2 separate regions of the Homo sapiens genome follow, and region 1 is linked to region 2. A link is a loop called in an ENCODE intact Hi-C map of the cell type or tissue named here. Cell type or tissue: heart right ventricle. All regions are shown on one strand. Links, peaks and the distances in the headings refer to the core of each region. The heading gives the core; the rest is flanking DNA. Region 1 has its middle 54 kb from the start of TMX3. Region 2 has its middle 140 kb from the start of MIR5011.

Region 1 (11,145 bases), core at 2,848-7,847, 1.4 Mb after region 2:
AGAATAAGAAAAATAGGAGAATATAAAATAGGCCAAAAAGGTATGTTTATAATAATTAAGGAGATTCAAGAAGGAATGGGAATCAGTGAAAAGACATATCCTAATGGAAAAAAGAACAAGCATATTTGAAGAACAATCATATGTAACTTTTACTAAAATAAGTGTTTTAATTTAGAACAGTTTTAGATGTATAGAAAAATTACAAAAATAGTCACGTTTCCATAGAACCACACACCCAGTTTCCCATATTATTAATGTATTACATTAATGTGCTACATCGGTTACGATAAATGGACTAATATTGGTATATTATTATTAATTAAAGCTCATATTTTATTCATATTTCCTTCCTTTTTACCTAGCATCCTTTTGCTGTGCCAGGATCTCATCCTAGCTACCACATTACATTTGCTTTTTACGTCTCCTTAGGCTCAGCTGTAATTCTTACCCATGTTAAGTTTTCTTACGACAAAAACAAAAAAAATACTTTTGGAGGTGATGGATATATTTATTGCCTTGATTAAACCTAGAACTTATGAGTATATCCATATACCCAAACTCATTAAATGTTATTCATTAAATATGCACTGTCTTTTGTATATCAATTATACCTCAATAAAGCTATTATTTTAAAGAAAGATTTAACTATTTAACTACATGAGGTAGCTTTGTCATGTGTCCATTTGGCTAGGCTGAAAAACATTTCCCAGAATTCTCCCTCTTCTATGTTTCCCATTAGCATGGGCCACACGTACATGTTTTTGAGTGAGATTTGCAGGGTGGAAGTAAAGCCATAGCATTTGTAGCCCACACACTGTGATACTCGTCTGCTGACTAAGCTCATTGGCCGGAGGCAGAATCTTGTCCTACACATGTCCTTACACAGCTTGACTTTTGCTTCTGTGCTTCCTGGGCCAATTTCTCAATACCTTCAAAGGTCCTGACTTCTGAAATGACACTCGTAACACAAGGTGAGCACCAGAAGAACTAACACAGGTGAAAGTCACTCCTGGGGGTTTCAGCTGTGCTTATGGACTCCATCACCTCCCATTCATGTTTTCTTCCAAAGTGCCTACCCTGTGAACTTTAGTAAACTTCAAACTCCAACATCAGATGTGAAGACAACAGCCTTAGAAGGACTGCCTAACTAGCTCACACAGTTCCAACAAATCCTTATAACAAATCTGTGTGTGTGTGTGTTAGTCTGCTCTCACACTGCTATGAAGTGATATCCAAGACTGGGTAATTTATAAAGGAAAGAGGTTTGACTCACAGTTCTGCATGGGTGGGGAGGCCTCAGGAAACATACAATCACGACGAAGGTGAAAGAGAAGCAGGCACCCTCTTTACAGGGCGGCAGGACAGAGTAAGTGCAAGCAGGGCTAGACGCTTTTAAAACCGTCAGATCTTGTGAGACTGACTCTCACGAGAATAGCATAGAGAAAACTGGCCCCATGGTTCAATTACCTCCACCTGGTCCTCGCCTTGACACATGGGGATTATGGGGATAACAATTCGAGGTGAGATTTGGATGGGGACACAGAGCCAAACAATATTAGCGTGTGTTTGTATATATGCATTTAGATATGTATCTTCTGGTGTTTTTACCTCTCTGATTGAACCCTGCTGAAACAGAATTTGCTATTGAGAGTGGTTCCAGAGAAAGAGAATATTAAGGATATGTTCTACGCATTGGTTCTGGGATTTCTGGAACCGGTTCTCTGATTTAATTAGATTTAAAAGCACAAATGATCGAGTTTCCAGTGCAATGGAGCATTAGTAACCCATGCATGCAGTGTCAGAACCGTTTAGACAATCACACCAGCGTCTGTAAGAGTAAAGGTTCCAGGTGACCAAGCATTTGCTGTCTTAGGATATTTTGGTGAAAATAATAGGTAAAATTGGATGGATTTATTGCTGCTAGAAGTGGAGAACTTGGGAAAAGAAAATGAGATCCTCTTTTGCTGAAGTTGGGTTACTGAACTGAGAGTGAATGAAATCCTGAAAACTGGCGTGAGAACATGTGGAGAGATTCTGATTAAACTGGGCACCTCGAACACCGAATCCCACCGAGCACCCTTTGTTGGTAGAAGCAGCTTTCTCAACTCTGTGCAGAAGTTTGTCCTCTTTGGCCAAAAACACCTGTAGTTACCTCCTTCCTGGAGGTAGTTGCCAACAGGCCCCAATTTATGAAAATTTACGTGTGACCAGTGAGGAGGTATAAGGCCAACTGAAAGAATGGCATTATTTTGCCCATTCATATTGACTGAAACCCAAGGGTTTGTATCAAAATATAAATAAATCCTAAAACCTAATAAGTGAAGGATAATCCAGTTTTTTAATGGGCAAGGGATCTGAATAGAAACTTATCTAAAGAAGACAGACAAGTGGCCAACATGCACATAAGAAGATACTCAAATTATTAGTCACTAAGGAAATGCATATCAAAACTACAGACGACATGTTATACCCTTTAAGATGATTAAAATAAAAGAGACAAACAATAAGTTTTGGCAAGGATTTGAATAAATTGGAACCTTCATACAGAATAGGTTAAAGTTTGCCTAGGGCTGGTTGGTGAGGGATGAGGAATATAAAGAAAAGGGAGTGACTGCTAATGGGAACAGGGTTCCTTTTGATGTGATGAAATATCCTAAAATTAGGTAGTGGTTACAGTTACATAAGTATGGGAATGTATATAAATAAAACAACAACACTGTGCAATTTAAAAGGTTAAATTTTATGGTATATGAATAAAGCTGTCTTTAAATACAGCTGTCTAAATAAAGGTCTAGGGATATTGGAATGTTAGTGTGGATTTATCAAGTATGACCTGCTCTGGAAAGACCTAGAAGACATATCTTTCCTCACAGCTGTGAGAAATCAACTCAAGGGGGAAGCTCCAGCATTTTTGAAGAGTTCTCTCTTCTGTAAGTCGGAAATCACAAGGAAACTGCTACACTGAAGTGGGCTCTCTACCCAAGAGAAGGAATGGGATTCCAGGATGGCGGAAGCTGTTGGGAGCTGTTGGAACAAAAGAATCCTTTCTTTCCCCTCTGGAGTTTTAATATTTGAGTCTGACAGAAAAACTGACAATAGACCAATTAACAGGAAAAAGGCAAACACATTTATTATGTGCACGGGGGCATCACAGGAAGCTGAGGACTCCATAACAATGGAATTTGGAAGGCTATGTGCCCTTCTTCATCGGGAGAAGGAGTAGAGGATGAAGACATGTTAGAGGGGGAGAAAATAACTTTTAGAGCAGATGAGTGGGCCTGGAAAACAGACAACCATCTGGTACAAAGTCATCTGGACTCTAGGTGTGGTGTCAACTGTAGTCTTCTTTCTGTGATATGCCTCAGTCTCACCCTGTTGATAAGACATCTGGGGAAGGGATTCACAACAATTGACTATGTTCTGGAGGATCTGGCCTTTAGTAGATGGGAATACTTCAGGGAAAGCCCATCCCTGCATTTGCTGTTCCCTAGGAGCTCTCATTTTGAAGTCCAAAGCGGCATATTTAAGGGGATTATTAATATTTCCTGAGCTCCAACAGAGCCAAGTGAGGGCACTTAGTCACTGAAGACAAGGTGAGTTACTGGAATGGCCAATTGTATAACGTCTGATAGTCAAACTAGAACTGAAACTGATGGACAGTCCAGTGAAATTTTACTTGGCCTGATTAAGCGGAAAAGCTGTAGTCTGTTGAACTGAAGTCTGAATTGAATAACCAAAATGAGAGTCATGTCCCTCAATTAATTTACATTTCATACACTCAAAGCCGCTGAAATGGCTGCCCTGTGCCCAAATTCTTACCCCTGAGGCAGGGTGAAGAAAGCCTGAAGCCATCCCATTGAAAAAAAGACACTGCTGCATAGCAAAACAAAAATAATTTACACCTGCAAATCATCCTCTTTATGATCCCACCCAAGGACTCAATCTATTTAACATAATGACAGCTTTGGGTAAGAAAAAATGATCAGATCTTGAGGAATTATAGGATTTATTTCATGGTTCTAAACTGACAATACTTCCTGTGGTCACCGGTCAGAGTAGGAAATTGTGGCTGTCAGATAACTGATGGAGTGTTAGCTGGAGTCTGCCTCACAGTGGGCCACCTTCTGATTATTTTCCTAGCACCAGAATGGTTACAGCATCTGCAAATAACTTGCAGAATTCCCGTGTGTACCTGACCATGGAGTGAAAAGAGAGCAAAACGGAAGCCACTGGAACGGCCCCTGCCTTTGACAATAGTAAACCCAAGGTAGTACACATTCCTGGAGTGCAGAGATTGTTGCCACCATCAAGGACTCGAGAGATGCAGGGGTGGGGATTCCATTCTATTCATCTATTTTGTCTGTGTAGATAGCAAATGGATATTGGAGAATGAAAGCCGATTATTGAAAATTTAATCAGATGGGGACTCCAGTTGCAGCTGTTGTTCCAAATGTGGCTTTGCTAGAGGAAATTCACACATCCCCTTGTATCTGGCATGTGACTATGGACCTGGTGAGTACTTTTTCCCTCTATACCAGGAAAACTTGCAAGCTGAATCCAGCCTGTATCCTATTTTTGAAGAGCTCTTAAGCTAAGAAAGGTTTTTACATTTTTAAAGAGTTAAAACAAACAAACAAACAAACAAAGACTGTATGACAGAATCTGTGGGACCCAAAGACTAAATTATTTAATTGCCTGTCTCTTTATAGAAACAAGTTTGCTGACCCCTTGTGGTGCTTTAGAGAAAATATTTTTGTAGCTGAACAAATTTTGCTGAAATGGGACCAGGACTAAATACAAGCCTCGGAAAATAATTTTTGACTGCCTATGTAAAACTCCAGAAAACTTTACCCCCTGGAGGTATTTGTCTTCATTTCAGAAGGGTGTGGAGACCTGGGCTGGGAGACGCGGGGTTGCAGAGCTGGAGACAGTGGTGTTATCTTGCCCCTGGTGAGATGGATTTATATCCTAAAGGGTTGGAGATAAGACTCAGGGTCCTCCTGAAGAAGCAAAAGTTCTCTCCCTTCTTTGAGGAAGAAAGCTGGACAGCATGCACAGAAGCACCTGGACTCTTCCCAGGATTTTCGCCTGAAATACAAATACCTTATGCACAGGATGGCTTCAGGCTTCCATCACGCTGCCCCAGGGATAGGAATTTGGGCACAGGGCAACCATGAAATTGTTTCCTGGAAAGTAAATAATGATTAATCCACTCTAGTCCAGAGACCTTATGGATGCATTCAGTATAAAATTAATAATATGACTATTAAAAACCTAAGATTTCTGCTTTATACTTCTTAGTGAAGATCATAAGCAAGTATTTGCTTTAAGCTGAAAAAGTTGGCAATATGTCCTTCGGGGATATATCAGTTCTCAGTTCCATACCAGAATCAAGCCCTAGGGAACTTCACCGTCCTTCAGTGATTTATCGGTTCTTCAGTCCCATACTGTCCCTCATTGTCCTTTAGGGATTTATCAATTCTTCAGTCCCATACTATTCTTCACTGTCCTTCAGTGATTTATCAATTCTTCAGTCCCATACTGTCCCTCACTGTCCTTCAGGGATTTATCAATTCTTCAGTCCCATACCAGAATCTAGCCCAAGGGAACTTCAGTGTTCTTCAGAGATTTATCAGTTCTTCAGTCCCATACTATTCTTCACTGTCCTTCAGTGATTTATCAATTCTTCAGTCCCATACTGTCTCTCACTGTCCTTCAGGGATTTATCAATTCTTCAGTCCCATACCAGAATCTAGCCCAGGGGAAATTTTATGGTTTTTTTCTTCCTTCTCTGAGTGTCACAGTGGTGTATTGCACTGATATTAAGCTGATCGTATCAGTTTGCTAGGGGTGCCATAACAGAGTAGCACAGACTGGCTGAAACAACAGACATTTTGTTTTCTCACAATTCTGGAGGTTAGAATTCCAAGATCAAGGTGTGTGTTGGCAGGGTTGGTTTCTTCTGCGATCTCTCTCCATGGCTTCTAGATACTACTTTCTTCCAGTGTCTTCAAAATGGTATTCCCTCTGGAACAAATTTCTTCTTCCAGCAGGACACTAGTCACATTGGATTAGGGCCTATGCTAATGACTTCATTTTAACTTAATTACTTCTTTCAAGGTTCTATCTCCAAATATAGTCATGTTCTGAAGTACTGGGAATTAGGACTCCAACACACGAATTTGATGGTTGCGGGGGGGGGGGTGGTGGTCATAATTCGGCCCATAACACAGACTAAACCTGCTGAGCAGGAAGTTGCAACTACCCTAGACACATTGGTGAGACACTGCATGTCAGAGGACAGAAAATGAAAATAAGTCCTCCAAAAATTTAGAGGTCTTTCATTTTGGTGAAGTCACTGATGGTCCAATAGTCTGGGACATATCAAGATACTACTTCTAAGGTGAAGGTCAGGTTGTGGAATCTGTTCCCAATCACTAAGAAAGATGTATCAATGTCTAATAAATTTCATCAGATGCTGGAGACAACATGTACCTCATCTGGGCCCATGACTTCAACTCATTTGCTAAGTGACCTAAACACTTGCCAGTTTTGAGTGGGGTCCAGAACAAGGAAAGGCTCTACAGTAGTGCGGGCTCTACATGGACAGTGAGACCCAGCACATGTGATGTGTTTATCTAGGTGGCAGACTGAGATGCTGGTTGGTGCTTTGGGCAAGTTGATAAGAGAATCACAGTGCAAACACTCAAGATTCTGGAGCAAGACCATATTGTCTTCTGTAGGTGTCTATTTATTTACCTTTGGAGAAACAGCTGTTGGCCTTAGCAGCTGACTGCTTGAACTTGGACCACTAACTTGCCATGTGAGCTGAGTTTTTCATCATGACAAGGTGTTGGCTGATCCAATGAGCCATAAATTTGGACATGTACAGCAGCAGCCTTCCATTGTTAAATGAAGTAATATGTATGGGATTTGGCTTGATTAGGTCTTCAGGGAACTAGTAAATTGCATGAGAAAGTACCCTAGATGCCTCTGACCTGTACTTCTGATACATTACCTTCTCCCTTTCAGTACGGCCTCATGAGGAGGTCTCTATGATGAGTCGTCTTGGGAAGAAAAAATGTGGTCATTTCTGCCTGTGGAATTCATTTCACTTTAACAGCATGCAATTCATTCGTCTCACCATTAGTCTTCCCCATCCTCCTGAAGCAGCTAGCTTGATTGAAGAGTAGAATGGCATTTGGAAGACTCCAGTACAGTCCCAGCCTAGGCTGGGCCCTATCTACCCAGATGGTAACTGTCTGCAGGGCTTGGACAAAATATGTATCGGGATCTAATATAAAGCACTATTTCTCCCATAATAAGGATTCATGGGTCTGAGAATCGAGGGGTGAAATGAGAGGAACCTCCTTTCATTATTATTCCTAGTAACCCACAAACAAAATTCTTCCTTCTAGTCTCTGCCCCTTTAGGCTCTGCTGGTCTAGATATCTTATTCCAAAGGGAGAAACCCTTCTATCAGGCACCACCTGGCCACTTTGAGTTCCTCACGCCACTAAATCAACAAGCAAAGAAGGGGTTGCTGCACCTGCCGGGGCATTTAATCCAGATTACCAAGGAGAAATCAAGTGGCTTCTATATATCAGGGGTGAGGAGAGGTTGTCTAGAATACAGCATGCCCTCTGAGTTGCCCCTCAGCTCTCAGATTTTCTGTGATTAAGGTCAATGGAAAATTATAACAACCTGATTCAAACAGAACCTTTCCAAAAAGAAAATTTACATCACCTCATTAGGCAAGGAACAATGACCAGCTGGGAATTGCTGAGGGCAAAGAGAATATGACATGGGAAGTGGAAGGAGGTGGTTATAAATACAGTTACGATCATATGACCAGTAGTAGAAACAAGGATTGTAATAGTCATGAGTATTTCTACTTTAGTTTTGAAATGAATATATATTTATATATGCACATACACACGTGTTATGCATAGTATAAATATTTTTGTTTTTTTAACCTCTCTTATCCCCTTAGTATCTACCGTAAGCTGTGTTAGCAGAACTTAACATAGCATTATGTTAAACAGAAGCTTGCCTTAGATACCATCTTTATTTGGTGATCAAGTGTGGTTCAGGATTATAGCACCAGGTGTATGGCTGCTGGTGGCCGCAGGTAGCCTCTTGCGGCTTTCTAATGTGTCAGCTTGGCTATGCAGAATACCTTCAAATTCCTGCCCTGCGTTATTCCTCTGAAGATGAACCACAAAGGGATCTCATGTGAGAGTGAGGGCAGAATTCAAGATGCAGACATTTGCAGCTCACACACACGGCTGACCTCGACATCTCCTCACTGGGAGGCATGGCTGGGCCTGAAGATGCTCCACCTTTATCTAGGTCCTCTTGCTGCTTCTCAGTCAGATTTTGGGTTTAGCACCATCAGGAAGCCTTTGGAAGGGCTCTCAAAGCACCAAGATCAGTGGCAACAAGAACTGAGATGGGTTTCAAGCTCAGGCAGCAGATGCAAAGCTCAGGCAACAGATGCAAAGACCATAGCCTTACAGAGATGTTCAACCTGCTCCCACCCACTGTGTAAATTCAAAGTCTCGTAGTAAATGTGTGTCGGTGCGGTGGGGGGATGGGGAGATTGAGAGGGTACACATCTAGTGTTACTGCTTCAAAGATACATTATACTTTTTAATTTAGCTGTCTCTGGACATATAACATTTTCGTGTTTTTTTTTTTAATTTTCATGGAAACATAGCGGAAATGTTTACTTTGTCATAATTAATATATGAAAAATATGATTTTTTAATTTGTATGTGTGTATAGTCATTCATAAGTAACTGCTGATGAACACAGCAGCCTCTATTTGAATGTTTTTTAAGGGCAGAATTATTTGGGTATTTGTGACGTTCTTTTGTTTATTTTTTGAAAATTCTATCTTATCTATCTATCCATTCATTGATTTACTCAGTGATTCTTTCATTCAAACTCTTATTGAGCTTTGAGCTGAGGCAACACAATTTCAACTCTTAAAAATGTTATCAGACTGAGAGTGGTGGTTTATGCCTATAATCCCAGCACACTGGGAGACCAAGGGCATATTTGCTTGAGGCCAAGAGTTTGCGACCAGCCTAGGCAACATAGCAAAACCCTGTCTCTACAAAGAAAAAAATGTCATTAGATTTGCAATAGATAGATAAATTGATTTAATTCATTCATAGTGTAATTCTGTACATTAAGCATCAAACCTAAGTTTATACAGTGTCTTGTGTGGCCAGGATGGAGGATGAAATTAACACCTCAAGAAAAGTCAGTATATGCTTCAAAGACCTGTTGATCCGGATTGTGTAAGAATTAGTGATACTCTGATATATTCTAAGCAACAGTACTCAGATATTATGTATTAATAAATACTTTCCTGAAAAAATTGTAAGCTGTCTACATAAACAACTGTTGTTTTCCAAGTTGAATAAAAGGGATAAACCTTTCAGTCTAGGCTCATGGCTTTTCAGCAAAATTTATTAATTTATTATTAGTAGCAAAAGCCTTTTTAAAATCTCCATTAGCCAGTTTTGTCCAAATCTTTCTTATCCATATTTGATATCAAGGTTTTCATCTCACATAAAGGCATTTTGCATCTAAGTCACTTGAGACAGTACTTTAACGACCCACATACAATGTTGCTGTAGTGCATTCTATCCAAAGGCATAATGCATATTTCTATCACATTTGATAATTTTTAAAAATCTCTGGCTGAAGATTCAAGATTACTCAATTAAAAAATATACTGTTTACTGTATTTGCTTTTTAAATAAAAGCATTTATTTTAAAACTTTTTAAACCTATATAAAAGTTACAAGAAGAGTACAATTGATGATTCTAGGTAGAGGGTACATAGGTATTATAAACATGTAGCCACAATTGCTTTGTCTATTTGTCTCTCCAAATATGCATAATAAGAAGTATTTATAATTGTTTTAACCACAACATATACCATGACCAAAAGCAGAACAATGGGGTCAGAGCCATGGTACATTTCCTCTTCCCTTTCTGACAGGCATCACCGCACTAGGGGCTGGCAATTTTAGCTCCCATTTTGTTTCCTTTTTCTTTTACCATCTGAAGTTATCCAATCCACTTTCCTAGGGAAGAAACTGCTTTTGATCACAAAAGTCCAATAATCTAGAAATGAACTGCACCTGGTTATGAAAACACAGCTGAGTAGACACACCCTCTCATATGGTTGTGTGTGTGTGTGTGTGTTTTTCCTTACATTACTAAGTGGACACCTAGGTAGACATTTCATATTTGGAACCAGTTACTGGTCATATAAAAACTTGTTTTACATTAGATATTGTAGAAGAAAGAAGCAAACTGTGACTATATTTTTGAATTTTAAATTTTGTTTTCTATACAAATTCCTCATGAAGATGAAGCCATAAGGTGTGAAACTTCAATGAATTGCGGCTCCCTAGGGCTGCCTCTACTCTGGACATCCCTAGCAGCAAAGGCTGATTTAAGTCAGTTTGAGCCCTTGCTCATCTCTAGAGGAAGGAACATAGAAAATAAAAGAAAAAAAAAGAGAGAGAGAAAGAATCCCAGCTGAACATAACCTACTTTCTTGTTTACAAGAATAAAAATCCCTTTCCTGAAGCTCCTCAGTGGTGCTAGCAGGCTTCCTCACTGTCCACTGGGGCTGCCTGTCATGAGGAGGCTGTGAAGCACATCATACTCTTGTACTGGATTTGACCTCTGAAGGCTCAGAAGGAAATTTCACAAAATCCAACTTCTTTCAGAGGCACTGGTGCTTTTATTCCTCCTAATAATCATTTCAACCATCAGTTCACAACTTGGAGTATACACCAAAACCCACTGCCAATCTTTTTTCTCTCTGTTCTGGCTTCAAGTGGGAGTTCATCCAAGACCAACCAAAAAGATTTGCTAAGGTTTATGTATGTTTTTGTAGATCATCTGAGGAGACACTCATGTAATTCTGATAGGCACCACTAGTTAAGCATCCCTGATTTAAAATATAGTAATTGTCACCACAAAGGCTAAAAATTTTAAACTGGCATTTGCAAAAGAGATAATTACTTTTTCGTAGTATTTGAGGGTTGGAAATTATTTGGTTACATGAAAGTTTGCACAGTACTTGACATCAAATCTATTCTTATTTTCAATGAC
Region 2 (11,145 bases), core at 2,123-7,122:
TCAAAGGCAGTATAAACAGATTTGTTAAGATAGTAGATTTCAAGGTAAACAGCACCGTGTTGTGCAAAAATTCTCAGAGTCTTATCATAGCACTTCATATTATCTGTTGTCTGAAAGTCCATTAGGGCTGCTCAGTGTGCATGTGTGTGAAAGTGTGTATCGGCATATGCATGTATTTAAACAGCAATTTGGATTACTCGACAATAAAATGTAAATAAATATGTGGAAAGCAAATGCACCCAGAAACCCAGAAAGGCACCAGGAAATCCAAATTTTCTGGTTTTTCTGATAAGTTTAAGGATGTGTCACAGTTCTTAGTGTATCCACCAGATGGCGGGCTTCTACCATTAATCAGTCCACCGTTCCAGATACCCAAACATTTGCGGTGGATTAGTAAGAATGTGTGAACAGCAGTCATCTTTAGAAGAACATATTATTAATTTAATCACATATTGAAACAAGTAAAATCATTTATAAATATCTTTAATGTTTTGCGAAAATAGCTTTTTGTCTAATTCGTATTTAGTTTATCTTGAGTTTAGCCAATAAATAAATAAATAAGAACAATTGAAAAGTAAATCTCTCCAGAACACTACCTTAATCTCATCATAATTCTCCATATTTTAGATCACCAATCTACACTATTTTAATTTACAGAAAAAAAACTCACAAACAAGCAAGCAAAAACTGGCTCAATTGTTTCAATGCTTTTATAATACTTTAGTTTTAAATAGGGCTTTCAGAATTTCAAAACACTTTCCCCTCATTTGTCCCTCATAATGTTCTCTCAGAAGTAAATCTTGTTTGAGATAAAAAGGTACCCAAGGGAGTTTACATCCCTTGCTTGTAGTAATACATTTGATTTCAGAATTAGAATCTAGAGTACCCAATCTTAGAACTATGGTGCCTCCTTTCAGTTGTTTTCGATTTTTTTTCATGAAATGTTCATAAGTTAAGAAAACAAAATGTAGTAAAGTAATAATCACCAGTGCTTAGATTTATCAAGGGAAATCATAACAAAATGCCAAATCACAATTTATCAAATCATAACAATTGCAGTATTTCTTCAGTTTTCACATTAATATTATAGAAAGAAATCCAATTATTTCTTCTAAAACCAGGCCTTTCTCCCATCCCGGAGGTAATATTATGAAGGTAATCACCATTCTAAACTGAGTACTTAGTTCTCATGTGCAACTTTTATAATATTGCTAATATATTTAAGCATTTAATTAACCATGTGGATTGTATCATAGTGCATTACTATTTGTGAGGTTCTGCAATATGCATTTACAGTCATGAGCCACATAATGTTTCAGTCAATGACTAATTGTTGAAGGTCCTTTAAAGTCACATGCCCTAGGGACCTCTCGATGATCCTGGCCCTGTGTAGGCCTAGGCCAATGAGTACATTTGTGTCCTAGTTTTCAAAAAAAAAAAAAAAAATAGTTAAAAAAGTAAAAACATAAAAATTTTAAAAAGAGGAAAAAGCATGTAGAATAACGATGCTCAGAAAGAAAATATTTTTGTGTAGCTATACAATGTGTTTAAGTGTCAAAAGTTTAAAAAATTAACAAGTTTGTAAAGTAAATAAGTTACAGTAAGCTAAAGTTAATGTATTATTGAAGAAAGAAAAACATTTAAATAAATGTGGTGTAACCTTAGTATACACTGTTTCTAAAGCCTCCAGTATGTGTGTAAAGTGATGTCCTAGACCATCACATTCTTCACGACTTATACACTATATCACCTAGAGCAACTTCCAGTCCTGCAAGCTCCACTCAGGAGTGCTCTAAGCAGGTGTATCCTTTTTTAAATCTTTTATGCTGCATTTTTACTCTACATTTTCAATGTTAGTTATATATAGATACACAAATACCATCATGTTACAATTGCCTACATTAGGTTGATACATAGTTGATACATAAGTTGATACATATACCTCTGTTTCCTTATTTTAGGAAATTATAGAATTTCCTTTTACAACTATGACACCACTATAGATATTCTTGTTAATGTTTTTTTTACTTGATTCCTATTTTATAGAAATGTTATAATTGATACTGTTGTGAATATTTGCTTATGAACAGATGTAAGAGTTTTGTGGGGGTTTTCTTGAATGAATATATAGAAGTAGAATTGTTGATTACAAGAATAAGTGCATTTTCTACTTTAATGTATATTCCAAATTTACTTCTAAGGCACATGAATTTTATTAAACTTACTATCTCTTGGCTATAAGAAACTTCTAAAATTTTGTCCATAAAGTTGTTTGTAGTCATGAATTTCTTGTTTCAAACCAAATAAATACAGTCAGAAGTCCATCACGTAAAACAGTGTTGTTGGTTGAATTCTGCCACCTTGAAAAGGATATGTTTAAATCCTAACCTCCAGTAACTCAGAATATGGGCTTATTTAGAAATAGGATCTTTAGAGAGGTAATCAAGTTAAAAGTAGGTCATTAGGATGAACTCTAATCCCATATGACTGGTGTCCTCAAAAAAAGGGAAATCTGGACATAGAGATAAACATTCCCAGAGGGAAGATGATGTAAAGCAACACAGGAGAATGCCATATGGAGATGAAGGAAAGGAACACCGGAAAACGCTGGCATCACACCAAAAGCTGGAAGAAATTCCCCGACAGGTTTCTGAGAGAGCCTGGCCCAACCAACAGCCAAAATCAACACCTTGATTTAGGACTCCGAGCCTCCAAAACTGTGAGACAATATATTTGTGTTGTTCAAAGCCAGTAAGTTTGTGGCACTTGGTTACTACTGGTCCAGAAAACGAAAAGAACACTGCAGGTTTACCGCTCCTTGTGTGCACACACTTCCCAGCCGCCGTGCTGTCTAACACGAATCTATACACTGATGTGAAGGGATTTGGAAGACATGAAGTCCAAAATCGACTGACTTTAAAATAGGGAGAGTATCTGGGTCTAATTAATGACTTGACCCCACTATGTGAGGATGGAGGGATTGAGCCATGCGTCTGCAAGAAACCCGAGATTGTTGGGAAACCAGCAGCCAGGAACGAAGAGAAGACAGGAACACGTTCTCTTTCACAGCCTTCCGAAGGAATGATCCCTGCCAGCATCTTGATTTCAGACTCCAAGCCTTCAAAACTGTGAGAGATTCAGTTTAGGTTATCCTAAAACACCCGATTTATGGTTCTATTCATGGCAGCCCTAGGAATCTAACACACCATGTAAAAGTGGATCTGTATCCATTGTTGTTTATGTACAATGGAATGCTTCTCAGCCATAAAAAGAATGAAATCTTGTCTTTTGCAGCAACCTGGATGGGACTAGAGGCCATTATCTTCAGTGAAATAACTCAGAAACAGAAAGTCAAATACTGCATGATCTTAAGTATAGTTGGGAGCTATATAATGTGCACACACGGACTTAGAGAGTGGAAATACAGACATCAGAGACTCAGATGAATGAGATGGTGGGATGGGGGTCAGGGATGAGAAATTACTTAGTGAGCGCAATGTACACTATTCAGGTGATAGTTACACTCAAAGCTCAGGCTTCAACACTACACAATGTATCCAGGTAGCAAAACGGCACTTGTACTGTCTATATCTATAAAAATATATTTTTATATATAAAAAGTGGATCTGTTTTCATCGAAGCCAGTTCTGGAGCTCAGCAGACAAAATTATTTTTCCTCATTCCTACCTCACATCCAACCCTTTTTGTTCCCTGAATTTCTCAGAAATATATTTGAGAAACACTGGAGTAAACTGTCTTTAAAGAAACCTTTCCTTTTTAAAGCTTCTACCGTCAATAACGTCGTGTAACAGAGAATAACACAAAAGCTTTCTGGAATCTATTGTAAAGATTTATGGTGTTATTCTAACTAGATTAGCCAAAATACTGTGCAAGAAGTGTGTGTGTCTATTTATAAAAATATGTGTACATTTGCCAGTTGAACCTTGCTCTATTATGGTGGAAAAAGGGATTATTCAGACGATTTTTGATACAATTTTAAACTTTATCTATCCATGGGCGAATCACTCTCCTGAAATCACACAACCTCCTTCCCTTCACCGCCCCACAATGACCATTCATTGTTTGATACAGAATATCTTCTGTCCTGGTCTCCATTGTATTCATGATTAAGACTGGATATTTCAGCCTAAAGAACGTCAACCCAAGAACCATACTCTGTGTAATTTGGAGAAAATTTTACCATCTGAAAATGAAGATAAAGACTACCTCATGTTAAATGGCTGTTTAACCCCAAAGAAACACATGAGATGTAAAGAACATCAACCCAAGAGCCAGACCTATGCAATTTAGGGAAAATTACTTCTACATTCATAATTGTACCATCTGAAAATGAAGATAAAGACTACCTCTTAAGTTAAATGGCTTAATATATGTTTAACCCCAAAGAAAAACACGAGACACATATTGTCTGATGAATATTAGCTATATTTGTGCTATGTAAATGTTAAATTTATCTGGTATTGCTTAGTAGTTTTAAAGCATATATGGTATCAAACTATATGTGTATTTATCTATTAATTTTTTATGCATCAATATATAAGAACTAAATTTAGCACGATTCTCTATTTCCACAAATTTATTTAGTATTTTTAAATCCTGTAAAAATTTTAATTTAGAGTAAATTTGTTACTGAAGTACAAATTAGGTAAGATATATCATTTGGTATTAAAGATTGTATTTTAATCTTCTGTTTCTAAACACACTGGTGAAGTGGTTAGAAGCTTAGGGAGATAGGATTTATCAACAGCATCAAGTATATGTTTTCCAATGGGAGAAACGGTTTTCATTCATTCAGGCTACTATAACAAGCTACAATAGACTGGTAGATCTTTTTCATTCATCAATGTATAGACCAATTTATAATTTCTCTTAATTCCAGAGCAAATATGAATGTTTCGATTGAGATTACATGAATAACTTATATGTATGGGCCGGGCACAGTGGCTCACACCTGTAATCACAGCACTTTGGGAGGCCGAGGCAGGCAGATCACCTAAGCGCAGGAGTTCAAGATCAGCCTGGCCAACATGGTGAAACCTCAATTCTACTAAAAAATATATATAAAAAAAAAATTAGCTGGACATGGTGACATGGTGGCATGCATCTGTAGTCCCAGTTACTTGGGAGTCTGAGGCATGAGAACTGCTTGAACCCAGGAGGTGGAGGCTGCAGGGAGCTGAGATTGTGCCACTGCACTCCAGCCTGGGCAAGAGAGTGAGACACGGTCTCAAAAAAAAAAAAAAAAAAAAAGTGTATACATGTATTTATTCAATCTTATTTTAAAATACTAAATAACTTCAAATTCCCCTTCCTTTTCAGAAGTGTTCTTTTTAATGATGGCTAATAAAATATTAAACCTCCATATTTAATATAGTTTTACAAAATAATATTCAAGTACTAAAATGTTCTTTGGCAAAGAGTTTCATTCAAATAATCAGTTGAATGTTCATTAAGCCTGACAATCTGTTTTAGTTCCAGTGGTAGAAGTTTTATCATGCTAACATGGGGTCAGTATTTTCTCTGTTGTGGTCCTTAACTGAAAAGTAATTTATTTCCTCATATTTCTTGTCATAAGTGGTATCATTTGTATTGCAGCATGACCTAAGCCAGGCAGGTTTTCAGTTTGTTTTACTAATAAGACATATTGCTGACATGTTCTCAGATCTTGTCTGACAAATGAGCTTAGTGAGAGTAGTAGCAAAACAAAGAGCTGATACTATTTTTCTTGCTTATTAGCTTCCAAACATCTCAGAATACAGACATAAAGTGAACTGCAAACTGCTCAACATATCTCTAATTGCTTTTGTGATGCTATTCAAGTGTATTAGTAGAAACTGCAGCAATGGCTATCTTTGGCCATTCTGAGTGCAGTTGTTTAAGGCTGGAAACCACAGAATCAATAACTACTAGACTTTTTATTTAATTAAAGACGAGAGAGAAATAGTACCTCCTGTTAAAAAGTGCCTTGTATTTCTTATTTTCTTTCAGTAAAAATCAACCTCTTGGACCAGCAGAAGGTCAAGACCTGCCCAACATGATCAAAATTAGAAAGTTTTAACTCATCCTTCTAAACTAAAATAAAAGGCAAAAAGATGCCTCATTCCTATTTAAGGATTAAATGTGAAAACTCAGAAGGTTATACATAATCTGAGAGAAGATAGCCCTCTACTGAGAACAGGTTGGAAATATATACTCTGAATATTGAATTTTACTCTTTAAGGCTGTCTGAAGTAAGAATGAGTGCGGATAGCTAAAGTAAGCTTATAGCAATTAAGAAAATTAGCTAAATATTAAAATCTAAAATAATTCTTACTTGTTTTATAAGACTAATTTAATTTCCTTGGAAAGTAGATATTACCATTTAGGGCATTTAAAAAATTAGTTCCATTAAGCTGTTTTGTTGCATGAAAATGATGCTTGAATTAGTTTACTATTTGAAGAATATTTGAATTTAAAACTACTTATCTTTTTACTTGAAAAAATGTAATATAGTGATTTGAAATTGCTTTTATGTAGTGAAATGTCATCTTAAAACTAACACGTAGATATAAATTAAAAGTAACACTCATAAGAAAACTAAAATACTATATATGTATTATTATACCTTTCCACCAAAATATTTATCTACATTGTTTAAAGTTTTATTTCTTTAATACTCAAATTCTTTAGAAGTTCATCACAAATATATTTTATTAAAATTTGAAATTATTGTTTTATGTCTTTAAACTTGTTTGAATCATTTTATTATTTTAAGATAAGATTCAGATTTAGTATGTACTTTTCTTTTTTTACATTACATGAACCTACATTTTAAAGTATTAGAGTGTATTCTCACTTTACATATTGTATAGTTAAAGACTACTCTAAAAAAAAAAATCTCTTGATTATCTTAGCACCATGGCCAATTGTCTCAATATTATGCAAGGATGCTTTAGGAATGTTAGTTAACTATTTGTGCCCATATATTTTGAGAACATAGAACAAGTGTAACTGCTGGGTCATAAGCATTTCCTTTGCTAAACAACCCTTTACAACCTAGATCATGTTAATTTTTTTAAAGCATTGTGTAAGTGATTGTTTAAGGAATTTTGTTTTTCTTATCAATTACTATAAACATTCAAAGTACAATTTCAGCATTCTATTTTAGATGTAAACTTGCTTAGTTTTGGAAAGAAGATATAAAAATAAATAAGTCATTAGAGTTATCTGACAACTAAACAATTTGCCATTTAAGTTGGGTCCTTTTGTATACTTAACAAATTGAGGATGTACTTTAAAAAAAATACTCAGTTCGACTCTTTTTTCTGCTCAGTCAAGGGGCCTAGTTTTCCAATATTACTGCTTATGCATGGGAATGAACTAAGGTTTCTATTTGAATAGAATTATGTATTTCAAAGTCCAAGTAACCAATACAAGTGATAGAATAAGTCATTTCAAATTATTATAAATCAGACTTAATCAAGTATTTCCCAATTAACATACTTATAAATTGCTTTAATGAGTAGCCCCTGGCTGCTTAAATTCCTTTTGTTATTTGTTTAAGATCAGGAAAACTTTCTTTAGTTAGGGTTGTTATATTTTGGGGATATGACCTTTCACAAGTTCTAGGTAGTCAGAATATGAGGAAAACATTTTTCCCTTATTATTTTTTTCTTGTTCTTTTTTTTTTCTGAGATGGAGTCTAGCTCTTGTCGCCCAGGCTGGAAGCAATGACACAATCTTGGCTCACTGCAACCTCCCCCTCCCAGGTTCAAGTGATTCTCTTGCCTCAGCCTCCCGAGTAGCTGGGATTAAAAGTGTGCACCACCATGCCCAGCTAATTTTTGTGGGTTTTTTTTTTTTTTTTTTTTTTAGTAGAGACGGGGTTTCACCATGTTGGCCAAGCTGGTCTCAAACTCCTGACCTCAAGTGATTCACCCGGCTCGGCCTCCCAAAGTGCTGGGATTACAGGCGTGAGCCACCAAGTCCGGCCTTATTTTTCTTTAACTTTGCAACTTACCCAAGAAGTCAAGTAGTCAAGAAATAAAGTATCTACCTTCTGTAAGGAGAATTAAGTAGGACTAAAGGTTCCCCACTCGTGAAATGATTCTGCAGCTGTTTTACCTATTATTTTCCATTTTTTCTGGCTTTTCTCTCTTATCCTAAATGGAGATTGAATTTGGAAACCTTGACACTACTTGAGGAAACATCTGGATTTGTGACCTGTAGACCTCTGCTCTTTGACATGGGACAAATACCTCTTTTTTTCTGTCTTGTTTCTGTCCCTGACATCCATGTGTGCCTTTAAAACCTTTAAAACTTCCTTCTTAACTTTTTTTTTTTTTGAGATGGAGTCTCCCTCTTGTCACCCAGGCCGGAATGCAATGGCGTGACCTAGGCTCACTGCAACCTCCGCCTCCCGGGTACGAGAGATTCTCTTGACCCAGCCTCCTGAGAAGCTGGGAGTACAGGCACCTGCCACCACACCCAGCTAATTTATTGTATTTTTAGTAGAGACGGGGTTTCTCCATGTTGGTCAGGCTGCTCTCGAACTCCTGACCTCAGGTGATCTACCCACCTCGGCCTCCCAAAGTGCTGGGATTACAGGCAAGCATGAGTCACTGCACCTGGCCTTACCATTTTATTTTACTGATGTGTTTGACTCTTAATGTGGAGTGGGTGGTATTATTAGTATTTTTTAAAGTTAATATATAAAACTAAAATATCTTTTAGACAAAATTACTCTTGGAAGATTATTATATTACCTAAAATGCACAGCATAAAATACATCAGCTAGCAATAATTCCAAGTACTGTACAACCAAGTTTTTCATCAGAACCAGTCATTATTTCCTTAGTAACCCCCAAGTGATATAGTCGATTTGGGTTTAGATGATATATTGTACCTGTATTTTGCACAATAAATATAGAAAGCATGCAACACTCACATTATCAGAGACAGAAAGGAAAGAAAATGAAATCTTCTGAGGTACAGGGTATTCACTTATCCATTTCATTCTCATTTTGGATCATGATGAACTAAAATAACTCCACATATTTAAATCTCCCCTTCACACACACATAAAGTGTATTTCTGTTAAGCAAAATGTGTGTGTATTTACACACATATACACACAGTCTCAACTTAGGATAATTCAGTTTCATTTTTCAACTTTTTGATAGTACAAAAGCGATTCACATCCAATACAAACTGTATTTCAAATACCCATTAAACCAACCACTCTTTTTTTACTGTCAGTACAGTGGTCAATAAATTACATGAGATTTTTGATACGTTATTACAGAGTAGGCTTTTGCCCAACTTTGGGCTAATGTCAGTGTTCTGGGCATGTTTAAGATAGGCTACACTAAGCTATTTTAAGTAGGTTAGGTTTATTAAACCGATTTTGAACTTAGGATATTTTCAACTTATGAGGGTAGGTTTATCAGCATATAAATCCATCGAAAGTTGAGAGGCATCTGTGTGTGTGTGCGTGTGTGTGTCTACACTATTTGCTCCAACTTTTTTGCCACTGTACACACTTCCAGTACACACCCTCTCAGCCTTTTCAGAATCTACCTAGTGTATTTACTTCTATCAAGTTTATGTTGGATACAATTTTAATAAATTCTATAGGTTACCTCATTGTTATTACTAGCTAATGTTGCAGTTTACATAGAAACTTATAAATGTATAGGAAATCTCTTTCAGATATATTCCACCTAAACTTCCTTTACTGCTTCTGAGGGTGGAAACTAGGATTCTTTTATTGGAGTTGTTCTGGAGATCCACAGATTATAGAGGTTTTGCTGCACTTACGTCCAGTGTCCCTTTTCCCTCACATTCTGTTGTTTCTGGAAGCTCTGATAAATTTTCAATGGAGAAGGTAACTTGATATTTTATTTTATTTTATTTTATTTTGAGACAGAGTCTCACTCTGTTGCCCAGGCTGGAGTGCAGTGGCATGATGTAGGCTCACTGCAACCTCTGCCTCTCAGGTTCAAGTGATTCTCCTGCCTCAAATGAGTAGCTGGGATTACAGGAGCCTGCCACCACACCCAGCAAATTTTTTTTTTTGTATTTTTAGTAGAGACTGGGTTTCACCATGTTGGCCAGGCTGGTCTTGAACTTCTGATCTCAGGTGATCCACCCACCTCAGCCTCCCAAAGTGCTAGGATGACAGGCATGAGCCACCGTACCCAGCCTTCTCTCTCTTTTTTAAAAAATATTTTTAATTGACAAATAAAAATCATATATGTTGCGGGAAGTCAGGCACCCCAAACAGAGGGACCGGCTGGAGCTGTGGCAGAGGAACATAAATTGTGAAGACTTCATGGACATTTATCAGTCCCCAAAATTAATACTTTTATAATTTCTTATGCCTGTCTTTACTGCAATCTCTGAAGATAAACTGTGAAGATTTCGTGGACATTTATCAGTTCCCAAATAATACTCTTATAATTTCTTATGCCTGTCTTTACTTTAATCTCTTAATCCTGTTATCTTCATAAGCTGAGAATGTACGTCACCTCAGGACCGCTATTGTACAAATTGAGTGTAAAACATGTGTGTTTGAACAATATGAAATCAGTGCACATTGAAAAAGAACAGAATAACAGCAATTTTCAGGGAACAAGGGAAGACAATCATAGGGTCTGATTGTTTGTGGGGTCAGGCAGAATAGAGCCGTATTTTTCTTCTTGCAGAGAGCCTAGAAATTGATGTGCAAGTAGGGAAGATATTGCTGAATTCTTTTCCTAGCAAGGAATATTAAGAATTAAGACCCTGGGAAAGGAATGCATTCCTGGGGGTAGGTTTATAAATGGCCACTCTGGGAGTGTCTGTCTTATGCAGTTGAGATAAGGACTGAAATATGCCCTGGTCTCCTGCAGTACCCTCAGACTTATTAGGGTGGGGAAGAAACCCCACCCTGGTAAATTTGAGGTCAGACCAGTTCTCTGCTCTTGAACCCTGTTTTCTGTTGTTTAAAATGGTTTTCAAGACAATACGTGCACAGATGAACATAGACCCTTTTCAGGAGTTTTTGGTTTCACCCTTTGCCTTGTGATCTTTGCTTTGCCCTTTGCCTTGTGATCTTTATTGGCCTCAGAAGCAGGTGATCTTTGTTCTCCTTTTTGCCCTTTG

What was found. Peaks named below come from ENCODE experiments on the same cell type or tissue, not always from the same donor. Only the 100,000 strongest peaks of a DNase experiment are listed, where the experiment ranks them.
Region 1: a loop joins it to region 2, with 7 times the contacts of the local background. A loop is called at or near these places in 99 of 110 quality-filtered maps.

What each region holds. Positions count from the first base shown.
Region 1 is chr18:68,655,842-68,666,986 of GRCh38, forward strand. No RefSeq gene overlaps it. Among named protein-coding and RNA genes, the nearest start is that of TMX3, 54 kb to the right of the region's middle. In heart right ventricle, for the core only: a CTCF peak has its summit at 4,739 (motif pointing left); no DNase peak of the experiment used is centred there.
Region 2 is chr18:67,217,421-67,228,565 of GRCh38, forward strand. No RefSeq gene overlaps it. Among named protein-coding and RNA genes, the nearest start is that of MIR5011, 140 kb to the left of the region's middle. In heart right ventricle, for the core only: no CTCF peak of the experiment used is centred there; no DNase peak of the experiment used is centred there.